Linked DNA regions of Homo sapiens: region 2 is linked to region 1. Evidence: read pairs that join two places in POLR2A ChIA-PET (ENCODE). Cell type or tissue: Panc1. All regions are shown on one strand. Links, peaks and the distances in the headings refer to the core of each region. The heading gives the core; the rest is flanking DNA. Region 1 overlaps ATAD2B (ATPase family AAA domain containing 2B). Region 2 overlaps ATAD2B (ATPase family AAA domain containing 2B).

What was found. ChIA-PET counts read pairs that join two places held together with the same protein. Peaks named below come from ENCODE experiments on the same cell type or tissue, not always from the same donor. Only the 100,000 strongest peaks of a DNase experiment are listed, where the experiment ranks them.
Region 2: POLR2A ChIA-PET joins it to region 1 with 9 read pairs; 8 of 35 experiments call an interaction of 5 or more read pairs at or near these places.

What each region holds. Positions count from the first base shown.
Region 1 is chr2:23,848,680-23,853,078 of GRCh38, forward strand. The region is part of intron 13 of ATAD2B (ATPase family AAA domain containing 2B); the gene reads right to left. Among named protein-coding and RNA genes, the nearest start is that of ATAD2B, 76 kb to the right of the region's middle. RefSeq lists an enhancer at 2,319-2,368. In Panc1, for the core only: no CTCF peak of the experiment used is centred there; no DNase peak of the experiment used is centred there.
Region 2 is chr2:23,901,145-23,905,494 of GRCh38, forward strand. All of the region lies in intron 1 of ATAD2B (ATPase family AAA domain containing 2B), which reads right to left. It also overlaps the pseudogene RPS13P4. Among named protein-coding and RNA genes, the nearest start is that of ATAD2B, 24 kb to the right of the region's middle. In Panc1, for the core only: no CTCF peak of the experiment used is centred there; no DNase peak of the experiment used is centred there; H3K27ac peaks cover 341 bases.

The sequences.
Region 1 (4,399 bases), core at 105-4,104:
AACAAACTGGAATCATAAAAAATATTCAACTAATCCAAATGAAGGTGGAACAATAGGAAAAGGGAAAACAAGAAACAGGCTAAGAGAAAATCATCTAGATGATAAATTTAAACCTAACCATATCAATAATCACACTAAATGTATAAGTGTCCATTTTGAAGGAAATGGTATTTTCATTGTCTTGACTGTAGTTATGGCTTCACAAGTATATATGTATGTTAAAACCTTCCAAGTTTTACTCTTTATCAATGTCAATATTGTGTACATACATATAGTATATATATTATACCTCAATAAAGCTCTTTTTAAAACTCAATAGCAAAATTGAGACTCTAAAAAAAAACTTTCAAAGTTTCAAAGTGTTTTTTAAAAAGGCAAAAAAGAAACAGAAAAAGAAAACAGCAGACACAAATAGAAAATGGAAATGAAATGATCCCCAATTCAAATATATCAATAATTACATTAAACATTGACTAAACAGTCAAATTAAAATTAAGAGACAATGCAATTAAGAAAATAAGACCCAACTTTATATAGTCTATGAACAACACAGGTTGAAAGCAAGTTAATGGCAAAAAATATACCACACAAACAGCATGAAGTCTAGAATAGGTGAATTATTATCTGATAAAAATAAATTTCAAAATTAAGTGTATTACAAGATAAACATGGACATTTCATAATATAAGAAAGCAACATCAACATAAAGATGCAATAAATGTGTATGAAACTAATATAAAATTTCAAAATATGTGAGACAAAAACTAGCAGAATTAAAGGGACAAAGAATTCATTATAGCTGGACATTTTAACATATTTGTCTCTGCAATCAATAGAATTAGACCTAAACATCTGTAAGAAAACAAAAGAGGCCAGACACAGTGGCTCACGCCTGTAATCCCAGCACTGCCTGTCGAGGCAGGCAGATCACTTGAAGTCAGGAGTTCAAGACCAGCCTAGCTAACATGGTGAAACCCCATCTCTACAAAAATACAAAAATTAGCTGGGCATGGTGGTGCATGCCTGTAATCCCAGCTACTCAGGAGGCTGAGGCAGAAGAATCACTTGAACCTTGGAGGCGGAGGTTGCAGTAAGCCAGACAGAGCCACTGCACTCCAGCCTGGGCGACAGAGTGAGACTCCGTCTCAAAAAAATAAAACCCCACAAAAGAGTCTGCTTAACACTATTAATGCCTTGTCTTATTTTATATTTATAGAACACTATACCATAAATGGCAGAATGCAAATTCACAGGATACACTGGGACATAAAGGAGAATGCAATAAATTTAAAAATGACTTTAATACAAAAAAAATTAGCTGGGTGTGGTGGCATGCCTCTGTAGTCCCAGCTACTCAGGAGGCTGAGGCAGGAGAATGGCCTGAACCCGAGAGGCGGAGCTTGCAGTGAGCTGAGATCGCGCCACTGCTGGAGTGGGCAACAGAGCAAGACTCCGTCTCAAAAAAAAAAAAAAAAAAAATGACTTTAAGAGTTATGATCTCTAGATCACAATAAAACTAAATTAGAAGTAAATAACAATAAAATAATCAGGAAAAATAACCACAGCTATTTGTAAATTAAATACACATCTAAATTAAATACACAATGACTGTGTCAAAGAAAAAATGACAAGAGGAATTGGAAATTATTTTGAACTGAATGACAGTGAATACATGTCAAAAACTGTGGGATGTAGCTAAAGCATTGCTTAGAGGGAAATTTACAGGTGTCAATGCCTATATTAGAAAAAAAGAAAAGTTTCAATCAATTTCTAAGCTTCCATCTTAATCTGAAAAAGGGAGTTAAATTAAAAACAAACAGAAAAGACTTGGGAGACCTGAAATACATACTGCTATATAAAAGAAGCCAATCTGAAAAAACTACATACTGTTTGAGTCCAACTATATGACATTCTGGAAAAGGCAAAATTATGGAGATAGTAAAAAGATCAGTGGTTGCTGGGGAGATAGGGAGGGCTCTGCAGGGCAGAAGAGAAGGGGGGATGAATGAATAGACGATTTGGGGGAAGTGAAAATATTCTGTATGATACTGTAAGAGCAGATACGTGTCATTACACATTTGTTGAAACCCTAAAACTGCCTGCTATGAATGGAATGTTTCTATTCCCCTAAAATTCACACATTGAAACCTAATCACCAATGTAATGTTGTTAAGAGGTATTAAGAGTTAAGAGCTAAGGTGTTAAGAGTGTTAAGAGGTGGAACCTTTGGGAGGTAATTAGGACACAAGGGCAAAACCCTCATAAAGAGGATTCCTGCCTTCATAAAAGAGACCTGAAAAAGCTAGCTGGTCTTTTCTACCATTTAAGGACACAAGAGAAGTCATCAGAACCAGAAAGCAGGTCCTCACCAGACACTAAATCTGCTGGCACCCTGATCTTGGACATCCCAGCCTCCAGAAATATGACAAATAATGTTCTGCTATTTCTAAGCTACCCAGTTTTATAGAGATTTTTTGTTTTCTGAGACAGGGCCTCACTCTCTCACCTAGGCTGTAGTTCGGTGGCACGATTGTGGCTCACTGCAGCCTTGACCTCCCCAGGCTCAAGTGATCCTCTCACGTCAGCCTCCCAAGTAGCTAGGACGAGAGGCACACCACACCCAACTAATTTTTGTACTTTTAGTAGAGACACGGTTTTGCCACATTGCCCAGGCTGGTCTCAAACTGCTGAGCTCAAGAGATCCACTGTCCTTGGCCTCCCAAAGTGCTGGGACTACAAGTGTGAGCCACTGTGCCCAGTCATGAATAGTCTATTTTTAAGACCATTTGTTAGGGCAGTTTTAGGTTAACAGCCAAATTGAGAAGGAAATACAGAGACTTTCATACGTCCCCCGCCTGCCCCTTCATATGTATACCCATGCCCCAACAGAGTGGTGCACTTATTTCAACTGATGAACCTACAATGACACATCACAATCTACAAAGTCCACAGTTTACATTAAGGTTCACGCTTGATGATATACATTCTATGGGTTTGGACAAACATATCATGATGTGGATCCACTCTTACAGTATAACACAGACTATTTTCACTGCCCTAAAAAATCTTTTATACTCTGCCTACAAATCCCCCTCAGTCTACTAATTTTTAAAAATATAAGAAAAAAGGTAGTATAAAATTGGAAACAAAAATAATAGTAGAAAATCTATGAAAACAGAAGTTGCCTCTTTGGGGGAGAAAGGACCAATAAAATTGATAATCCTCTAGCCGGAGTAATCAAGAAAAAAAAAAAGAGAAAACACAGGTTATCACCATCGGAAATGAAAAGAATACTACCGCAGACTATTTAGGCATTAAGGAGATAACAGAATAGTAGGAAAAAATGTATGTAAATTTCTTGACTTAGGTGAAATGAACAAATTCCTTTAAAGATAAACTACCAAACTAACAAAACTGACCTAAGAATAAATAGAAAACTTGAACAGCCCTGTATCAACTGAAGAAATTTAACTTGTAATCAAAAACCTTTCCATAAACAAAACTCCAGGCCCAGGTATTTTCACTGGTGAATTCTCTCAAACACTTAAGAAATGAATAACATCAAACTTACACAAACACTTTCAGAAAATAGAGAAAGAGGGAATGCCATCTCATCTTTTTTTTTTTAAGAGACAGGGTCTCACTATGTTGCCCAGGCTGCTCTTGCACTCCTAGACTCAAGAGATCCTGCTGCCTCAGCCTCTCAAAGTGTTGAGATTACAGGCATGCACCATCACACCCAGTGTATATCTCATCTAATACACATCAAAATTACCTGATTCCAAAACCAGATGCAGATATTTTAAGAGTAATTACAGATCAAAATCTCATTAATACAGATAATAAAACTTTTTATATTAGCAAGTGGAATCCAATAATTTTTTAAGAAAGACAATATATTATGAGCAAGTGAGGTTTATTCTAAGAATGCAAAGTTAGTTTACTATCTAAAATTCAGGCCAGGCGCAGTGGCTCACACTTGTAATCCCAGCACTTCGGGAGGCCGAGGCAGGTGGATCACCTGAGGTCAGGCGTTCAAGACAAGCCTGACCAACATGGTGAAACCCTGTCTCTACTAAAAACACAAAAATTAGCCAGGCACGGTGGCAGACACCTGTAATGCCAGGTACTCGGGAGGCTGAGGCAAGAGAATCACTTGAACCCAGGAGGTGGAGGTTGCAGTGAGCCGAGATCACGCCATTGCACTCCAGCATGGGCGACAGAGCGAGACTCCATCTCCAAAAAAAAAAAAAAATCTAAAATTCAATCAAAATAATGCTCTACCTTAATAGAATACAGGAGAAAAGCCATATGATCAATTCAAAAGAGACAGAAAAAAAAATATGTTACAAAGTTCAGTACTCTATCCCAGTAAAATAAACTCTCACAGCAAACTAGG
Region 2 (4,350 bases), core at 1-4,000, 52 kb after region 1:
CATAAGTTTGTCTACGTACTCAAGTAATAAAATGATTGTTTATCGAAAAAAAAGGAGTCACTGAGGAAGCAACATCATGTATTTTAAGCTAGAGTGTATCTGTGATACAGAAACTAGTACCTATAAACTACTGTACCAATTTAGATAGCCCAGGCCAGCATTACTCCTTCCAATCAAATTTGATCATTCATCTTCAAGACCTATCTCAGGACCCTTTTTTTTTTTTTCTTCATGAAATCTCCCTGAAGAATCTAGCCTAAATTAAGCTTATCCCTGCTACTAGTTGCAGCCCTACTATACATTTGGGCACTTGATTATTTCAACTTAGCATTATATATTTATCATCTTTAAAGTGTCATGTCCAAGTCTTGAAATTCTAGCAAGATTTTAAGCTCCTGAATTACAAAAACGTACCCTATTTTTTAAAATTCCATGATAACAAGGAAAAACAACAAACAAAATTTCTGGAAATTTGTTCACAAATTATTAATATAAATTATTAGGGGCAAGAAAGGAGGGCTCATGGTGAATTAAGTTTGGGAAACGATGAGGTCCAAGGCTTTTTGCTGCAAAACTTCTAAGAGTATTATGATAACATGCAAAATAAATCTCTAAGGATGAAATAAAGTATGTAACATTTCACAAACTTATTTGATCAAGCTCTCTTTTTTCATGGAATATCTGCAGGTACTAGTTTCCCAAACATACTCTGGAAATAAGTACTATGTACCATTGAACTGAAGACAAAAAAAAAAGTAGTAAAATATTTGAATTTTTAAAATAATCCAAGTATATAGTTACTTGAATATCAATTTAAGTGAGTTTTGCACATTTATTTATTGGCCATTTGCATATTCTACTGGCTTTCAATTCCATTCAGAAGTATTTCTCAAACTGTTGTTTACATACTACCTGAATCAAAAATCACCTGCATTACTCATTAAAAATTACAACCTGCTGGACTGGAATCTCTGGAGGTGAAACGTTTTTAACAAGGGCTTCCAAATGATTCTTAGTACACAAAAGTCTGAGGACCTCTGGCATATAACATACTTCAAGTATAATACAAAGCACATCATCCTAACTGCTACAATGTACTGGTATATTTACTTTTTTTGTCACGGGAGGGTTTCAATCTTGATTTGGCTCTATGACAGAGACCTCAGAATAAAGAGGATTACCAAAGACTCCTTCCCTCCAAAGAAATCTAGGGATTTAAGTAAAGTAAGCAACCACGATGTAAACAGGTACAAAATAATTACTTCAGCACCATTTAATTAACTTCAAGCTTTGGGAAAGCTTCTACCTACAAACCTGATGCTAACAATTCACCCTTAATAGGATGATCATAACCCTCAACCTTAACTTTTTCATCTTCCCTCAAAGCATTTTACTAGCTAATGATAACCTAACCCTTTGAGAGAAGGCGTTACCAGTTTCATGACAAAGATATTTAAAAGATTATGCAATCTACCCACAGCCATTTAGCAATCTGTGTCACAGTGATTATAATCCATGAGTAGGAAAAGTACCTCAGGCATAAGGGAAATAATTTCAGTTAACTAACATTTACTGATGACCTACTATGTACATAAGACGTGGAAGGCAGTGGTAAAAAAGATGGATAAGAACTACTTGAGGCCAAGCACAGTGGCTCACACCTGTAATCCCAACATTTTGGGAGACCCAGGCGGTAGGATCCTTGTGGCCAGGAGTTTGAAACCAGTCTGAGTAACACAGCAAGACCTGTCTCTTTAAATAAATAAATAAATAAATAACCTATTTGATGTAGACTTTAAAGGATGTTTTTGGCCGGGCATGGTGGCTCATGCCTGTAATCTCAACACTGAGAGGTTGAGGTGGGCAGATTGTTTGAGCTCAGGAGTTCGAGCCCAGCCTGGGCAAAATGGCAAGACCGTGTCTCTACAAAAATATAGAAAAATTAGCCAGGTGTGCTGGTCCATGCCTGCAGTCCCAGCTACTTGGGAGGCTGAAGTGGGAGAATCACCTGAGCCCCAGCAGTTGAGGTTGCAGTGAGCCATAATCACGTCACTGCACTCCAGTCTGGGCAACAGAGCAAGACTGTGTCTCAAAAATAAATAAATAAATAAATAAATAAATAAATGTTGTTTTCAAGTCTTCTATAGAAGTGGGAATATGTATTCTAACAACTTAATAATGGGGCACATAAAATACCAGAACACAATCCAAGGATGAGATAACTTCCAAGAGAAGTATAATAATAATAATGTAAAATCCTACAGAAATTAAATAATGAAAAGATATAGTCATCCCCACTTAAGCAACTTTTTTAATTCTAACCTCTTTGAATAGATAACTTTTTTCAATTTGTAAAAACCATTCTCTCCTTGACTTTTACAGTCCCTTAAACCATACTCATCAGCTACCATAAATAGTGACTATTATTCTGTCATAAATCTTAAAAAGTGAGGCAAAAGAACTTGAGAATAACTAGAAATGAATAGATGCTGCTCTGGTTTTCAAGGAAGGCTTCATGCCCAGATCTAAATTTGTCAGAAATCTAAAAGCTGGATTTTAATCTAAAAACAAAAAGAATGAAGCCAAGTATAGCATTTAAAAATGAGAGATGCATGGAACTAAGTTAATTAGCAGACCACTAGATTAAATCAAAACTTGATGACGGCCTCATTTAGAATTGGGAAAATCAGAAAGAAGAAATTTAGTCCAGAAAACAAAATAACTAGATTAGCGATATCAGTGCTGTATTCAAAATAAATACAGTAAGGGCAGGTATAAAAAGTGCCGGTTGTTGTTGGTGGTGGTGGTGGTGGTGGTAGTGGTGATGGTGGTGTGGGGAGCCAGGGAACAGGTGATGACGGGAGAAGTATAATGCTGAATTAAAATTGGAAAGTTAGTTTGGAATTATAGCCAGAAATCTAAGGAGAGGTCTATCAGGCTATGGGAAACACACCTCTGAGTTGAAGTGAGTTAAGGAGCAGAGACAGATATGAAACATGGTCATAAAAGAAAATGATCATAGGTAACGTACAGAGTATAAAAACAGAAGGGCAGAAGTCAAAACCTTAAAAAAATGCCTAATTAATGGGGATAAGCACAAGAGATGTCATAAAAATCAGAGACAAATATAGTCTCTCACTAAAACAAGAGGAGTTAAACTGCTCCAAAAAGACTTTAACAGAAGAAAGCTGATAAACCTGAGGATTTGTAAGTAAGAGATCATTGTAACTTCTGACAGGGCAATGTCTGTGAAATGCGGGGTGGAAAACACTAGGTGAATAATGGAGCAAGTGGTGAGCAAGTACAGGTGATGACTACAGAGCTAGTCTTACAAAAGTGTCAGAATTAAAAAAGAAAGAATAGTTTAGACTTGGAGGAAAGGATTTTCCTTCCTTTTTTTTTTTTTTTTTCTTTAAGAAAAGACAACCTGGCTTCTTATAGAAAAAAGGGAACTGTAAGAGAGAATAAAACAAATTATTTAAAGAGTAAGTAAATGATGAGAGAAAACACCTCAAAGAGACAAAGAAAAAACAGAATAGGAACATTTTCCCCCAAGTTAGATCAGAAAATGTATGGGTACAAATCAATCTCTTCCGATTTCCTTATAGGACAGGCTTTTTGTATACTTTTTTTCTTTAACAAGTATTCCTGTTTTCACAAGAAAGCTTAGAAGTGCAGTCAATTTCTTTTTCTTTCATTTATAAAAGGAATGCACAGAGGCAGTGGTTACCATGACTGCAAAAAACAAAACTCTGCACTGCTATTTATTTATTTAGGGCCAACACTATTCTACAAAGTCCTGAAATGGCAAGCATATAAAATGTTCTAAATTTTTCTCAAATATTCCAAGAACAAGGGCTTACTAGTTTAGTATTTCTAAGCAATCATCATGAAAGAATACAGAAAGAGAAAAAAATACATAGAAGCGACCTGTTAGTTTAGGAGATACAGAAAGATTAAAAAAGTCTATAATAATTTAAAATGCATTTTCTTCCACATAAAAATTTCTAAAAGGTAGTTTCTAAAAATCTGAAAATATTACATTATTTAAAATAAGAAAGAGACAATGTAGGTACTGAAAAATGCCACATGGTCAGGCATGATAGCTCATATCTATAATCCCAACACTTTGGGAGGCTGAGGTAAAAGGATCACTTAAGCCCATGAGTTCAAGAACAGCCTGGCCAACAAAGGAGACTCTGAGACTTGTCTCTACAAAAAGTTTAAAAATTAGCCGTGAGTAGTGGCACATGCCTGTGGTCCCAGCAACTCAGGAAGCTGAGGTAGGTGGATCGCTTGAGCCAGGGAGGTCCAGGCTGCAGTGAGCCATGATTACACCACTGCACTCCA